2 separate regions of the Homo sapiens genome follow, and region 2 is linked to region 1. A link is an interaction called in ENCODE POLR2A ChIA-PET data of the cell type or tissue named here. Cell type or tissue: K562. All regions are shown on one strand. Region 1 overlaps IGSF3 (immunoglobulin superfamily member 3). Region 2 has its middle 36 kb from the start of CD2.

Region 1 (5,000 bases):
GGGAGGGAGCAAAACCCATGTTGGGGTCTTATTTCCTGCTTGTCTTCTGATGTGGTCTGGTTCATGTGTCAGCATTCTTGCTGCATAATGTGAATTAATGTGTAGTATGAATTTAAAACAGCGAAGAATCCCAAGGTTTTAAGCCCATATAGGTCACATGCCTGGAATAAAATTTTGTTTAAAAAAGTTGGATAAGGCTAAGTGCTCTGAAAGTGAGACCGATGCAGGTACCAGCCTCTAGAAATGGCAATTTTAGTTAGAAAACCCTGGACAGTATGTGAGGGGTATACAGGGTAAATCTCGGAGACGCTTTCATCTCCCTCAACATGACAGACCTGTGCTTTTCTGCACCTGTCCTTTGCCAGTGTCTGGGATTGGAATCAGATTCCTCTTTTCTGTCTGTTGGGATACTGATTCCTGCTTATGTCTTTGTCCTACCCTTTGTCTTTGTACCTACCCCCTTGACCTCTGTGTGTTGTTTCCTTCTGTCCTAACCCTAGGTGCCTCACCCAATAAGGGTTGTGGTGGCAGTGCATGGCTCTGCCACCACAACCCTTGGTTCCAATTACAAAGCCATTTAAGCCTGGCTCTGGTTGAACCATGAGGGTAGTAAAGTCTCTATTTGAGGATAGATGTGGCCAGAGGGGCAGAAGATTAGAGAGAGAATAGAGGCTGGTACAGTGGTAGGAAGGGAAGGGTGACTGGAAAAGTGCCTCTGTCTGGGAGCAGCCTGCATGAGTGACAGTGACATGGGAAGATGACAGCAATGTGGGAAAGAGAGCATAGGATTTGTGTCTGTAAGAACAGGAAGGAAATTCTCAGGAAAGATGAATATAAGCTTTAGACACATACAGCACATTTTGATTTTGTGTAGCCAGGAAGAGTTATATACCTCCCAGACCAGTGCTGATGTTGCAAACAAGATTAAATAGCTTTAAAAGTGTTAGCAATGAAAAATGTAGGAGATTGGGACATCTGAGAACCTGTAGATGGCAAATGATCATTTGTGTTCTGCTCCAGAGGGAGAGAAGTTCATTTGTAGAGTTTGGGAAGTCTCTTCTTTGAATACGGTAAGGCTGAGGAAGCCATCTCTTACTTCCCAGTTAGTTAGAAAAGGCTTCTGAAAGGGATTGAAAGAAACTTTGAAGTACTATGGGTGTGACCTCAGAGGCAGGGCTGGAGTGATCAAAGGCAGAGGAGAAAGAGGAGGCAGAGAAAAGTGAGATGGTTTGGAGCAATCAGGAGAAGGGTTCTGAAAGAAGGGGATGAGGATTGTGATTTATGGATGAACAAACACCACTGTCCTAATAGTTGTCCCAGAGGTAGTGCACTTCCCTTTCCTGGGGACCATTTGACAAGGGTGCAGGAGAAGGAAATTCTTGTCAGGAGGACTTGGCCTACTAGGATGCCTTTCAGCTGTGAGAATCATTGAGCTACCTCCAGGTACCCAGGGCTGTGTTAAGATGTTGCCATCTTCTACGGTTTTCATGGCAGCAAGACTGCTGGTACTTCCATAATGGCAGTAATACCAGCTCTCCTAACTCTAGCCCTTACTGTGACCCAACTATATCAATCAGTCTTCAAAACAACCCTGTAAGATAGATACCTTGCATTATCACATTTTTATAGATGGGGAGATTGAAGCTTAGGGAGGTTAAGTAACTTGCCTAAGCTGGGCATGGTGGCTCATGCTTGTAACCGCAGCACTTTGGGAGGCTGAGGCGGGTGGATCACTTGAGGTCAGGAGTTTGAGACCAGCCTGGCCAACATGGTGAAACACCGTCTGTACTAAAAATACAAAAATTAGCCGAGCATGGTGGCACATTCCTGTAATCCCAGCTACTCGGGAGGCTGAGGCAGGAGAATCGCTTGAACCCAGGAGGCAGAGGTTGCAGTGAGCCGAGATCGCGCCGTTGCACTCCAGCCTGGGCAATGAGCAAAACTCTGTCTCAAAAAAAAAAAAAGAGTCACTTGCCTAAGATAGATTGCTGACAGTGTTAGGGCTCCAAGCTCCTGCTGTCTTGCTCCATGTGCATGCTCTCTATTCCCAAGATGACTTCATGGTCCAAGATGACTCTTCTAGCCGCAGCCATCAGGAAGGAAGAAAAGGCTAGTGAAGGGTAGGACCTCTTAATGTAAGGATACTTCCTGGAAGTTATATACATCACTTCCACTAACATTCTCATTGGCTAGAACCTAGTCATGTGACCATATTTAGCTGCAAAGAAGGCTGGAAAATATGCTTATCCTGAGGGTCCATGTGTCCTGAGAAAAACTTGGGATTCTATGACTGTAGGGAAAGGAGAGAACAGATTTTGGGGGACAGCTGCCCATCTCTGCCATAGTCACAAAGCTAAAAAGTGGCAGAGTAGGGTTTTGAAGCCAGGACCATTTGGTTCCAAATCCTGTGTTCTTACATCTAATAAGCTATTCCGTTTGACTCTGAAGCCGAGCCTCTGGCTTCTAAGAAGGCTTGTTAGGAAGGCATGAGTTAGATGAACCAACGTTTGTTTCATAGGAAGCAACCTAAATCAGCATATAATTAAACACTACATTTTGTGGTTTTATCAGTGAGTATTAAAGTGTTTATAGAGTGCTTATGTGCCAGTCACTGTGCTAAACACTTTACATAGCATGACCTTCTGTATAAAATTCTTGAAGACCATCTGTCATGTTCATTACTGTAGTCCCAGAACTCAGCCTTGTGCCATGCAAAGTAAGCAGGTGTTCAGTTATTTTATTTTTTTTGAGATGGAGTCTCACACTGTTGCTCAGGCTGGAGTGCAGTGGCACGATCTTGGCTCACCGTAACCTCCGCCTGCTGGGTTCACGCGATTCTCCTGCCTCAGCCTCCCGAGTAGCTGGGATTACAGGCACACACCACCACACCCGGCTAATTTTTTTGTATTTTTAGTAGAGATGGGCCTTCACTATGTTGGCCACACTGGTCTCAAACTCCTGACCTCGTGATCCGCCTGCCTTGGCCTCCCAAAATGCTGAAATTACAGGCGTGAGCTACCACACCTGGCCCAGTTAATTTTTTGATGAGTGAATGGTTTCACAAGGTAGGTGTTGTTTCTGTGTTGGCTTCCTTGATCAAGATAAGGAAATTCATGACACTTTTCCCTTGAAAACAATTATGTTCAAAGGAAAAGAGCTGGAATTTGGCAGAATCTGAATTTGAATTCACATTTGTCTGATTATAGAGCTTCTTAACCTTTTTTGTGTTATGGATCCTTTTGGCAGTCTGGTGAAGCCTATAGACCCCATCTGAGCATAACATTTTAAAATGCATACGTGGCCGGGTATGGTGGCTTACGCCTGTAATCCCAGCACTTTGGGAGGCCAAGGTGGGTGGATCACCTGAGGTCAGGAGTTTGAGACCAGCCTGGCCAATTAGCTGGGCGTGATGGTGTGTGCCTGTAATCCCAGCACCTCGGAAGGCTGAGGCAGGAAAATCCCTTGAACCTGGAGGTTGCCATGAGCTGAGATTGCGCCACTGCACTGCAGACTGGGCCACAGAGCAAGACTCTGTCTCAAAAAAAAAAAAAAAAAAAAAAAGAAAAGCATACATAGGCCAGGTGTGGTGGCTCACTGCTGTAATCCTAGCACTTTGGGAGGCAGAAGCAGGGAGATCACTTGAGCTCAGCAGTTCAAGACCAGCTAGGCAACATAGTGAGACCGCATCTCTATCTACAGTTTCCTGCAGAGATCGAAGTAAAGTTCAGTGTAGGTGGTTGTTGCTGGGGAAGACACTCAGGAAGAGGACATGGGCTGAGTGTTCAGAAATGGTCAGGATTTGATGGGGAGGGCATTCTACTCCCAATTAAGTCCTGATAATGCAAAGGCCTCAGCAGGCCTTTTACAGATTGGAGAAATGACTGTCAGTGGTTTTAAGGACCAGTTCAGGTGGGATGATGCTGGACACAGAAAATTGGTTTGAATTATAATGAGTTTGGGATTTAGGCTTAAAGTAAGTCCCCAGAGCCCAGGCCACTGCTGCTGAGCCCCAGCCTGGGAACTGGAGGAAGCAGTCCCAGTTGCTGACCTCTCGTGGTCCCTGGCTTTGGGTGTGCAGTGCATCCTTAGTTATGACTCCTTGATTAATATTTTTAGCTTCTGGCCGGGCATGGTGGCTCATGCCGATAATCCTAGCACTTTGGGAGGCTGAGGCAGGAGGATCACTTGAGCTCAGGAGTTTGAGACCAACCAGCCTGGGCAATATAACAAGACCTCATCTTACTAAAAATCAAAAACATTAGCTGGGCATGGTGGTACACACCTGTAGTCTCAGCTGCTTCAGAAGTTGAGGTGGGAAGAATTGGTTGAGCCCAGAAGGTTGAGGCTACAGTGAGCTGTAATTGCACTACTGCACTCTAGCCTGGGTGGCCCCCATCTCACACACACACAAAAAGAGCGAGACCCCGTCTCAAAAAAAAAAAGGGAGTTCCTCATTTGCCATGAGTGGACACCTGCTTCTTTACTGCTTCAAAGTGAACACAGCTATTCCTTGTAAAGGGTTGGTTTTTACTTTAAGGAAATCTAGAACACCTGTGTGTGAATGCCCCCTGATTTTCAAAGAAATGAGTGGTTGCATCAAAATCAAGCTTATATTTGTGGAAAATCACATGTTGCCAAATTCTCTCATCAAGAACCCTTTATTAACTGACTAATTGTGGGCCATGGTGGCAGGCACTTAACAAAGACCATGGCAGCAGACCTCCCTCAACTGGAACCCTCAGTTAAGTGGGATTTTGTTTTTATTTTTGAACTCCACCTTCAGAAGGGCAAAAATCACAAGATGTGGTAGCAAGGGTTTATTCTAGAAATTAGCTTCCAAGCAGTCGTCAGCCCAGTCTGTATGTCTTCCGCATCTATAATTATAGTAGCAGAAGAGAATGGTGAGCCTGGGGCACTGCAAGATCCTAAATCAAAGATTAAGGCATATTAACTCTACCCTGCCTGGAAAGTGGTCAGTTGTATTTTAAAAAGCTTTACAA
Region 2 (5,000 bases), 130 kb before region 1:
TGAACTCCTGGACTCAAGTGATCTGCCCTCCTCAGTCTCCCAAAGTGCTGGGATTACAGGCATGAGCCACGGCATCCAACGCAACATGAAGCTTTAATAGTGGCATTTCGGCTGGGCGCGGTGGCTCACGCCTCAGCACTTTGGGAGGCCGAGGCAGGCGGATCATGAGGTCAGGATATCGAGACCATCCTTGCTAACACGGTGAAACCCCATCTCTACTAAAAATACAAAAAAAAAAAAAAAAATTAGCCTGGTGTTGTGGCGGGCACCTGTAGTCCCAGCTACTCGGGAGGCTGAGGCAGGAGAATGGCGTGAACCTGGGAAGCGGAGCTTGCAGTGAGTCAAGATCGCGCCACTGCACTCCAGCCTGGGTGACAGAGCAAGACTCTGTCTCAAAAAAAAAAAAAAAATAGTGGAATTTCAGGCCAGGCACAGTAGCTCATGCCTGTAATCCCAGCACTTTGGGAGGCTGAGGTGGGCAGTTCAGGAGGTCACGAGATCGAGACCTTCCTGGCTAACACGGTGAAACCCCATCTCTACTAAAAATACAAAAATTAGCCAGATGTGGTGGTGTGCGCCTATAATGCCAGCTACTCAGGAGGCTGAGGCAGGAAAATCACTTGAACCCAGGAGGCAGAGGTTACAGTGAGCCGAGATCGCGCCACTGCACTCCAGACTGGGTGGCAGAGCGAGACTCCATCTAAAAATAATAATAATAATAATAAATAAATAAATAGTGGAATTTCAGTTATCAGCCAGTGGTATGGAGCCACTTAGGGGGCAGCAGGATTTACTAATCTCTCAGAAATCACACCAGTGGGCTCTCCTTGGACCTGGTCCTGAGACACAGATCTTTGTGAAGCATAGATGGAGATTTTCTTCCACATCCCTAACTAAAGCTTCTAAGAAAATCCTGCCCCTGAGAGGTAAGTGATATGACACACTGCTGACAAGTGCACTAGTCCCTAAGTAGCAGGAATTTCTGTTCTTTTGCTCCTCCTTGCTTTCTTAGAGAAATGTGTTTTTATGGTGTAACCAACAGTCACAGCTGAATCCCTTTATCAGCTCTGCAAGGGCAGGTGATGACACAGTGACCAATCTAGGTCACAGGCACCTTGTCTCTTCCTGTCCAGGTTTGCCTCTCCTAATGGACTTATTGGTGTGGGGTTCATTTATTCATTGGAACACTCACTGGGTCTGTAACAGTCTTACCTCAGGTAACTCTGGTGGCACTGGGCTATTGCTGATGTTAGTACTCTGTTTTATTTTTTTGTTGTTGTTGTTGTTTATTTATTTTGTTTTTGTATTTGTTTTTGTTTTTTTAGACAGTCTTGCTCTGTCATCCAGGCTGAAGTACAGTAGTATGATCTTGGCTCACTACAGCCTCAACCTCCCAGGCTCAAGTAGTCTTACCACCTCAGTCTCTCAAGTAGCTGGGACTAAAGGCATGGATGCACCACCATGCCCAGCTTATTTATTTATTTGTTTATTTTTTGTAGACACCAGGTCTCACTATGTTGCCTAGGCTGGTCTTGAACTCCTGGGCTCAAGTCATCCTCCTAGCCTGGCTTCCCAAAGTGTTGGGATTATAGGCATAAGCTACCACACCAATCTTAATGTTAGTACTATTTTTTTTTTAATTTCAGTTTATTTTGTTTATTTATTTATTTCTATAGGTTTTTGGGAAACAGGCAATATTTGGTTACATAAATAAATTCTTTAGTGGTGATTTCTGAGAATTTGGTGCACATATCACCCAAGCAGTGTACACCGCACCCAATGTGTAGTCTTTTATCCCTCACCCACCTCCCACGCTTTCCCCTGAGTCCCCAAAGTCCATTGTATTTTTCCTGTGCCTTTGTGTCCTCACAGCTCAGCTCCCACATATGAGCGAGAACATACAATGTTTGGTTTTCCATTCCTGAGTTATTTTACTTAGAATAATGGTCTCCAATTCCATCCAGGTTGCTACAAATGCCATTATTTCATTCCTTTTCATGGCTGAGCAGTATTCCATGGCATACATATATCTACTCGCTGATTGATGGGCATTTGGGCTGGTTCCATATTTTTGCAATTGCAAATTATGCTGCTATAAACATGTGTGTGCAAGTATCTTTTTTGTATAATGACTTATTTTCCTCTCAGCAGATACTCAGGAGTGGGACTGCTGAATCAAATGGTAGCTCTACCTTTAGTTCTTTAAGGAATCTCCACACTGTTCTCAATAGTGGTTGTACTAGTTTATACTCCCACCAACATTGTAAAAATGTCCCCTTTTCACTACATCTATGCCAACATCTATTACTTTTGGATTTTTTTATTATGGCCATTCTTGCAGGAGTGAGATGGTATCGCATTGTGGTTTTGATTTGCATGTCCCTGATAATTAGTGATATTGAGTACTTTTTCTTGTATTTGTTGGCCATTTGTATATCTTCTTTTGAGCATTGTCTATTCATGTCCTTAGCCCACTTTTTGATGGGATTGTTTTTTTCTTGCTGATTTGTTTAAGTTCCTTGTAGATTCTGGATATTAGTCCTTTGTTGGATATATAGATTGCAAAGATTTTCTCCTACTCTGTGGATTGTCTTTTTACTCTGCTGATTATTTCTGTTGCTGTGCAGAAGCTTTTTAGTTTAGTTAAGTCTCATCTGTTTATCTTTGTTTTTGTTGTGTTTGCTTTTGGGTTCTTGGTCATGAAGTCATTGCCTAAGCCAATATCTAGAAGAGTTTTTCCAACGTTACATTTTAGAACTTTTATGGTTTCAGGTCTTAGATTTAAGTCGTTGGTCCATCTTGAGTTGATTTTTGTATAAGATGAAAGATGAGGATCCAGTTTCATTCTTCTACATGTGGCTAGCCAATTATCACAGCATCATTTGTTGAATAGGGTGTCTTTTTCTCACTTTATGTTTTTGTTTCCTTTGTTGAAGATCAGTTGACTGTAAGTATTTGGCTTTATTTCTGAGTTCTCTATTCTGTTCCATTGGTCTATATGTCTGTTTTTATACCAGTGCCATGCTGTTTTGGTGACTATGGTCTCATAGTATAGTTTGAAGTCGGGTAATGTAATGCCTCCAGATTTGTTCTTTTTGCTTAGTCTTGCTTTGGCTATGAGTCTTTTTTGGGTCATGAATTTTAGGATTTTTTTTTCTAGTTCTGCAAAGAATGATGGTGGTATCTTGATGGGAATTGCATTGAATTTGTAGATTGCTTTTGGCAGTATGGCCATTTTCTTTTTTTCTTTCTTTTTCTTTTTTTTTTTTTTTTTTTTTGAGACAGAGTCTCGCTCTGTCACCCAGGCTGGAGTGCAGTGGCGTGATCTCGGCTCACTGCAAGCTCCGCCTCCCGGGTTCATGCCATTCTCCTGCCTCAGCCTCTGGAGTAGCTGGGACTACAGGCGCCCACCACCACGCCCGGCTAATTTTTTGTATTTTTAGCAGAAACAGGGTTTCACCATGTTAGCCAGGAGGGTCTCGATCTCCTGACCTCGTGATCTGCCCGCCTCGGCCTCCCAAAGTGCTGGGATTACAGGTGTGAGCCACCACGCCCAGCCCATGAGCCACCAAGCCCGGCTGGGTCTATGATTTCTTTAAGCATTGTTTTGTAGTTTTCCTTGTAGAGGTATTTTACCTCCTTGGTTAAGTATATTCCTAAGTATTTTTTTTTTCTTCAGTTATTGTAAAAGAGATTAAGTACTTGATTTGACTTTCAGCTTGGTCGCTGTTGGTGTATAACAGGGCTACTGAGTTGTGTACATTAATTTTGTATCCAGAAACTTTACTGAATTCATTCACCAGTTCTAGAAGCTTTTTGGATGAGTCTTTAGAATTTTCTAGGTATACGATCATGTCACAATCAAACAGTAACAGTTTGACTTCCTCTTTAACAATTTGAATGCCCTTTATTTCTTTCTCTGGTCTGATTGCTCTGGCTAGGACTTCCAGTACTATGTTGAATAGAAGTGGTAAATGTGGGCATCCTTGTCTTGTTCCAGTTCCCAGGGGAAATGCTTTCAACTTTTCTCCATTCAGTATAATGTTGGCTGTGGGTCTGTCATAGATGGTTTTTATTACCTTAAGGTGTATCCCTTCTATGCTGATTTTGCTGAGGGTTTTAATCATAAAGTGATGCTGGATTTTGTCAAATGCTTTTTCTGCATCTATTGAGATTATTGTGTGAATTTTGGTTTTAATTCTGTTTATATGGTATATTACATTTATTGACTTGTGGATGTTAAATCATCCCTGTGTCCCTGTATGAAACCCACTTGATCATGGTGGATCATCTTTTTGATAGGCTGTTGGATTAGGTTAGCTAGTATTTAGTTGAGAATTTTTGCATCTATGTTCATCAGGGATATTGGTCTGTAGTTTTCTTTTTTTGTTATATCCTTTCCTGGTTTTGATATTAGGGTGATAGTGGCTTCATAGGATGATTCAGAGAGGACTCCCTCTTTCTCCATCTTTTGGAGTAGTGTCAGTAGGCTTGGTAGCAATTCTTTGAAAGTCTGATATAATTCAGCCATGAACCGGTCTGGTCCTGGACTTTTTTTTGTTGGTAACTTTTTAATTACCATTTCAATCTCACTGCTTGTGTCTGTTCAGAGTTTCTATTTCTTCCTGATTTAATCTAGGAGGATTGTATATTTCCAGGAATTTATCCATCTCCTCTAGGTTTTCTAGTTTATGCATGTAAAAGTGTTCATAGTAGCCTTGAATAATCTTGTATTTCTGTGGTATCAGTCGTAATATCTCCTGTTTTGTTTCTAATTGAGCTTATTTGGATCTTCTCTCTTCTTTTCTTGGTTAATCTCACTAACGGCCTATCAATTCTATTTATCATTTCAAAGAACCAGATTTTGTTCTATTGATCTTTTGTATTATTTCTTGTTTCAATTTCATTTAGTTCTGCTCTGATCTAGATTATTACTTTTCCTCTACTGGGTTTGGATTTGTTTTGTTCTTGTTTCTCTAGCTCCTTGAGGTGTGACCTTA

What was found. Peaks named below come from ENCODE experiments on the same cell type or tissue, not always from the same donor. Only the 100,000 strongest peaks of a DNase experiment are listed, where the experiment ranks them.
Region 2: POLR2A ChIA-PET joins it to region 1 with 5 read pairs; 2 of 35 experiments call an interaction of 5 or more read pairs at or near these places.

What each region holds. Positions count from the first base shown.
Region 1 is chr1:116,659,041-116,664,040 of GRCh38, reverse strand. All of the region lies in intron 2 of IGSF3 (immunoglobulin superfamily member 3), which reads left to right. Among named protein-coding and RNA genes, the nearest start is that of IGSF3, 6.2 kb to the left of the region's middle. In K562, no CTCF peak of the experiment used is centred here; a DNase peak (open chromatin) is centred at 2,200.
Region 2 is chr1:116,788,007-116,793,006 of GRCh38, reverse strand. No RefSeq gene overlaps it. Among named protein-coding and RNA genes, the nearest start is that of CD2, 36 kb to the right of the region's middle. In K562, no CTCF peak of the experiment used is centred here; no DNase peak of the experiment used is centred here.